Linked DNA regions of Homo sapiens: region 2 is linked to region 1. Evidence: chromatin loops called from intact Hi-C (ENCODE). Cell type or tissue: heart right ventricle. All regions are shown on one strand. Links, peaks and the distances in the headings refer to the core of each region. The heading gives the core; the rest is flanking DNA. Region 1 has its middle 130 kb from the start of CACNA2D1. Region 2 has its middle 280 kb from the start of CACNA2D1.

The links. Hi-C counts contacts between places; a loop is a spot of excess contacts. Peaks named below come from ENCODE experiments on the same cell type or tissue, not always from the same donor. Only the 100,000 strongest peaks of a DNase experiment are listed, where the experiment ranks them.
Region 2: it touches region 1 in a loop (3-fold over the local background); 15 of 110 quality-filtered maps call a loop at or near these places.

What each region holds. Positions count from the first base shown.
Region 1 is chr7:82,570,883-82,573,803 of GRCh38, reverse strand. No RefSeq gene overlaps it. Among named protein-coding and RNA genes, the nearest start is that of CACNA2D1, 130 kb to the right of the region's middle. In heart right ventricle, for the core only: CTCF peaks have their summits at 1,191 and 1,397 (motif pointing right); a DNase peak (open chromatin) is centred at 1,393; H3K4me3 peaks cover 409 bases.
Region 2 is chr7:82,725,421-82,728,341 of GRCh38, reverse strand. No RefSeq gene overlaps it. Among named protein-coding and RNA genes, the nearest start is that of CACNA2D1, 280 kb to the right of the region's middle. In heart right ventricle, for the core only: a CTCF peak has its summit at 1,256 (motif pointing right); no DNase peak of the experiment used is centred there.

The sequences.
Region 1 (2,921 bases), core at 130-2,629:
AGCCATGCAGAACGGTGAGTCAATTAAACTTCTTATCTTTATAAATTACCCAGACTCCGGCAGTTCTTCATAGCAGTGTGAGAAAGGACTAATATAGGTAGGAAGCCCAAGAGCAGGGTGCCAGCATCCACCTGACTTCAAAGCATGCTCAGGTGCTGGTGAGGGCCCTCTTCTGGCCTGGTAGATGGCTGCCTTCTCACAGTGTCCTCACATTCAGTCCATAACTGAGAAATGCCGTTATTGGTTATTCAAACAGAAGGAGTTGCATACATTCACCTATTAAAGAGGGAACAAATGGCTGGGGGCTGTGGCTCACACCTGTAATCCCAGCACTTTGAAAGGCCAAGGCAGGTGGATCGCTTGAGGTCAGGAGTTCGAGACCAGCCTGACCAACACGGTGAAACCCAGTCTCTACTAAAAATACAAAAATTAGGCTGACATGGTGGTGTGCGCTTGTAATCCCAGCTACTCAGGAGGCTGAGGCAGGAGAATCGCTTAAACCCAGGAGTCGGAGGTTGCAGTGAGCCAAGATCGTGCCACTATACTCCAGCCTGGGTGACAGAGACTCCATCTCAAATAAATAAATAAATAAGGGAACAAACTCCCTAACAAGGTGACTGCCTAAGCAAATATAGTTACCTCTCTTCCTTCTCCAAATCTCTTTGAAAAGATCACAGAAATGTACAAATAAAACTAAATTCAATTTGCTGGTAGAAAGCTATAAAATATACAAACTATATAAATAATAAAATTCAAACCACCACTCCACCAGCAGCCAAAAGCAGTGAAGAGATTCTGGAAGTTCTGAAGCAAACAAGCCAACACTGCTGTGTATAATGAAGAAATACTAAGCTGAGGAACTTGCAATGATTACAGACAAAAAAGAATGAACCATAAAAAGGGGCTGGGTACCCAGCAGAACCTTAAATAAAAGCCCCAGACAGAGACAATGAAAACTGGAAGCCTGGTCAGCTAGGAAATTAATGAAGGGAAGAAAAAACTATCTGCCTCTGCAAGAGTAGATAACTCCAGCATTGGCCTCCAGCCTTAATTCAGGTTAAGAATCAACCAATCAACCAATACTTTATGGATGGGCATACATTCAGTAAAATGCTGTGATAACACCAATTTGGATATAATGTGAATGGGAATTGGCTGCTGCACTCCTCTCATCCTCCATCTGAAAAAGTGGGAGAAATAGTGGATCCCTTCATCTCCAATATTCTCCTGGGTCAGACTCTCCTGCTGGAGAGTCTGGGGAGATGAAACAATTGTAAACTAACTAGGAAGTTTCAAAATCGCTAACGCTATCCTGGAAGTCCTTGGCATCCAGACACAGGAACCAAAATCAACTGCTTGCTTTTTAAACCAGAGCCTAACTTCCACCAGATGGCGCCAAACCACAGCAGGGACTGAAAGGAATGGGGTTAGATGCTGCAGTGAAACCGCCGGAAACGGGTCCTACTGCAGCAGGACACAGAAATCTGAATGAAAGAAACCCCTTATTTTATGCGATTGTATTTTTAGGGCGCACTTCTCGGGTTATGGCAAGGTTTTTCTATAATTAGAATGAATGGTTCTTCCTCACTGCTTCTATACAAATATTTTCTTGTTAGAAAATAGGCACCTGTGAAATTTAAAGGTCGGTTGAAGCTCCCTGACTTTTCCGCTAAGGCTTCCAAATATCCCTTTTCAACTTACGCGATTCAAACACCATGATTGACCATGCGACTGTATAAAGTTTATTTCTCATTCTATTCGTTTTTCCAATTTTAAAACTACAAAAAATTAGAGAAAATTTTATTTATTCCCAGAATTGAACATGTGTCAACTCAGAGTATAATAGTGCTAATCACTATCTACATTTAACTTAATGTTGATTAGCCAAGCAGTACCCATGTTACCAGTGTTCATTATGTTCAAAGTTCTCCAAAGAATGATAGACTTTAATTAACATTGCAAGAAGCTCTGAACGTTCAACCTTCCCTCTACAGCTATTAGGAGTCTACTTCTTAGGGCTTTGTCTACATAAGGCAAACACTCCCCAGAGCAAATCACTGTTCTCTTCTGGCCTCATTTCAACAGAAAAAGCAGGGACCATGAAAGTCCTAGTGGCCTGCTCTTGTTTAAGCAATATCTGTTGAAAATAATGGAAGATCTTACCTTAGAACTTAAATACCTCTGTGATGGTCTTCACTACCACCCTACTAACATGATAGAAAGCCAAAATGTATTTATAAAACCTCTTTATATTTTAATATTTTATTGTAAAATTGATTCCTGAGTCTCCAACTGGAATAAAATATTACTGGTGTATAATTATACATTTGAAGCAAACATTTATAAAATATTTTTTAAATGCTGCACTGGAAGTTTTCTTAGAAAAAATAAAAACACTAATTTTTTTATTTTTTATTTTATTTATTTATTTTTTTCCTCGAGATAAGAGTTTTGCTCTGTTGCCCAGGCTGGAGTACAGTGGTGCAATCTCAGCTCACTGCAACCTCCATCTCCTGGGTTGAAGTGATTCACCTGCCCCAGCCTCCCTAGTAGCAGGTGCCTGCCACCACAGCCGGCTAATTTTTGTATTTTTAGCAGAGACGGGGTTTCACCATGTTGACCAGGCTAGTCTGGAACTTCTGACCTCAAGTGATCTGCCTGCCTCAGCCTCCCAAAGTACTGGGATTACAGGCGTGAGCCACAGCACCCAGCCAAAAACATTAATTTTAAAACTGAGAAATCTGCTATATAGAAAGAAGTTGTTGAAAAATTATACCAAATTAGTGAAAGAGGAAGAATTAGAAGTTAATGTTTGTGCTTATCTCCTTATGCCTGTGTCTTATACCAGCAATTTAATAGCTTAACAGGAGACCTTAGGGAGAGTGAGGAGTTATCTAGTGCCAGGTGGAAAAAATCCCTCT
Region 2 (2,921 bases), core at 300-2,799, 150 kb before region 1:
ATTCTTGTCTCCATCATCATCTCAAAAGCCTCTAACTGTATTATAATTTCCTGGAGAAAGATATTTCATTATTTCTGTAACTGCTAAGATTTAAGTACATGATGGAGTAGAAAATAATATTAATAATATAGTAAAGCATTGTAATAAAATTTACTTATTACAATGTGGTTGCATAATAGGCTATTATAACAACATATTTTTAAAGCAAAACACTTTTGCCTTCTTTTTAAGGTGAAGACATTGAAACCTAGACTCACAGTGTTGACCTAAGTTCACAATTGGACAGAGCTGGATCTGAACGCAGGGTTCCTGACTCCCAGAGCAGTGCTCCTCACTTACCCAAATGACTGGCAGAATTGACGCTTTATGGTTCAATCAGTCAGTGAACAAGAAATACATTTGAAAATAAACCTCACACTGGCCTGAGAAGATTTATTATAAAGCGATTTTCCAATAGAAAGACGACACCAAAAAATGTGTCACAAAAATTGAGGTGAAGTGAATGATCAACCAATAAATTACGTTAATTTTTTATTGTAATTGCATTAAATATTTTGAGGTATTCTCATTGCTATCATTAAGTGAGCATTAGTATTATACTTTCACATACTGGAATGATGGCTGCTTATAGTTTCTTCAAGCTCTGAAACTTTTTTTTTTTTAATTCTTTGGCTTCGATAAAACCTAAAAAGACAGAGCCCTAATTCTGAAAATCTGCCTTCCGATGCCAAGTTGGGGTCGGTCGGGTTATCAGTGTGAAGGCCATCACTCCCTTATTGATTATCTTTGGTTGTTTCCCATGTTATTGTTTTAACAGCCTTTAAATTATTTGATTGGTTAATACCACAGTACTTCCAAGGCTATCCATAATTTCTGCTCCTTTTTTTTTTTTTTTTTTGAGACGGAGTCTCGCTCTGTCGCCCAGGCTGGAGTGCAGTGGCGCCATCTGGGCTTGCTGCAAGCTCCGCCTCCCGGGTTCACGCGATTCTTCTGCCTCGGCCTCCCGAGTAGCTGGGACTACAGGTGCCTGCCACCACGCCCGGCTAATTTTTTGTATTTTTAGTAGAGACGGGGTTTCACCGTGTTAGCCAGGATGGTCTCGATCTCCTGACCTCGTGATCCGCCCGCCTCGGCCTCCCAAAGTGCTGGGATTACAGGCGTAAGCCACCGCGCCCGGCCAATTTCTGCCCCTTTTATATCAATTTGACAAATATTTTTAAACTCTTTTATTTGCTATACCAAGAAATGCCACTAGATGACACTAAGTGACTAAATTCCTGAATCACTAGAAAACCCTAAATTGGGAAGTAGCCAACATTAATGGAGATTCTGTAATGTGAGAAATCTGTGCTAAGACTGAAGTTCTGTTTGTATAGGCGTTTCAATTACCCTTTACTTTTAGAGTTCGGTAGTGTATTTATTGAAAGTTTAACCCAAAACTGAATTTTTTAAATTAATTTTTTCATGTACTTTTTATAATTCCAAATGAGATCTGTTTATCATAATATATTTCATAATACAAATGCATTTTTTGACCATTATTATGCATAATAAGAAATATCAAAATATTTTCCATATTCATTTGGCTATTTCTATTCATGGAAGTGATTTTTGAACAGAGAAATTTGATGAAATAAGTCATTGCGAATTCTAGAGTAAAATACCTGAAGAAACCACTTTGTGACGTGTGACATCCACTGCTCTGCTGTTCTCTCCCTTGCTCACTCTGCTGTGGCCACGCTGGCTTTCTTCCATGTTTTCTGACATGCTAGAGACACTGGCCTTGAGCCTTTGTTGTGGCTGTTCCTTCTAAGTGAAAACCTCTTCTTTGAGATGTTTTGGCAAACTCTGCCTCATCAAGGCCCAGCCATTGTAAAACAGTAACATCTGCCCCACCATCCCCTCCACCACCCCTCATTCCTCTCACATTCTCTACTTTTTCCATTTTACATAGTACCTGTCACTTCCTAACATGTCACCTAGTTCAATTATTTATCCTATTCAATATATATTGTCTGGCTTCACCTATTAGAATGTAATCTTCACGAGACAGGAATCTTTTCTTTACAGACAGATCACAAGCACCTTGAAAAGGGACTGGCGTGTAATAGACACTCAATCATAGCTGTCGAATTTATTTGACTTGGAATCAGTCAAGTATGTATTGCGTAGTACCTACTACAATATGTCTAGCTCTGATACAGAAAGGGAAAAAAGAGGTTATTTCTCCCAGTGAACTACAGCAGAGTTAATTGCTTCAAATTTGTGACCTGAGTTATACATATCTGTTCTTGGCATTTGATATGCCCTAAATTAATGGTCAATAAAAACCTCCAGTTATATGACATTTTGCATTGGCCCCATAACCATAATACATATATAGTTTACACTTCATATACCTGCAGTTATTTTCTGATAAGAATAGAGAGGGAAGAAATTGCCTTTCTGTGTTTGCCCAGCAAGTGGAAAAGAAAGATTCCAAAGGAGAAGCAGCGCAGGAGTTGGTTAGAACTGAAAGCTGCAAGAACAGAAAGATGAGTCCCTACCATGTTGACTTGCCAATGAGAAGACAGAACTTCGACACCTTATCACAAGGCAATGCATTTCAAAAGATTTTTATTCCTGTCTAGGATTTTTTAAAAGGAGTTTTTAATGGGTAGGAATGTTTCCATATTATCAAATAGGCTATTTCAATATTGGAAAAATTGTAGGTATAGATATAACCACAAGATAGAGAGTGTGAGGCTGTTAAATAGTACAACTTTGGCTGGGCGCAGTGGCTCACGCCTGTAATCCCAACACTTTGGGAGGCCGAGGCGGGCAGATCACCTGAGGTCAGGAGTTCGAGACCAGCCTGACCAACATGGAGAAACCCTGTCTCTACTAAAACTACAAAATTAGCCATGTGTGGTGGCGCATGC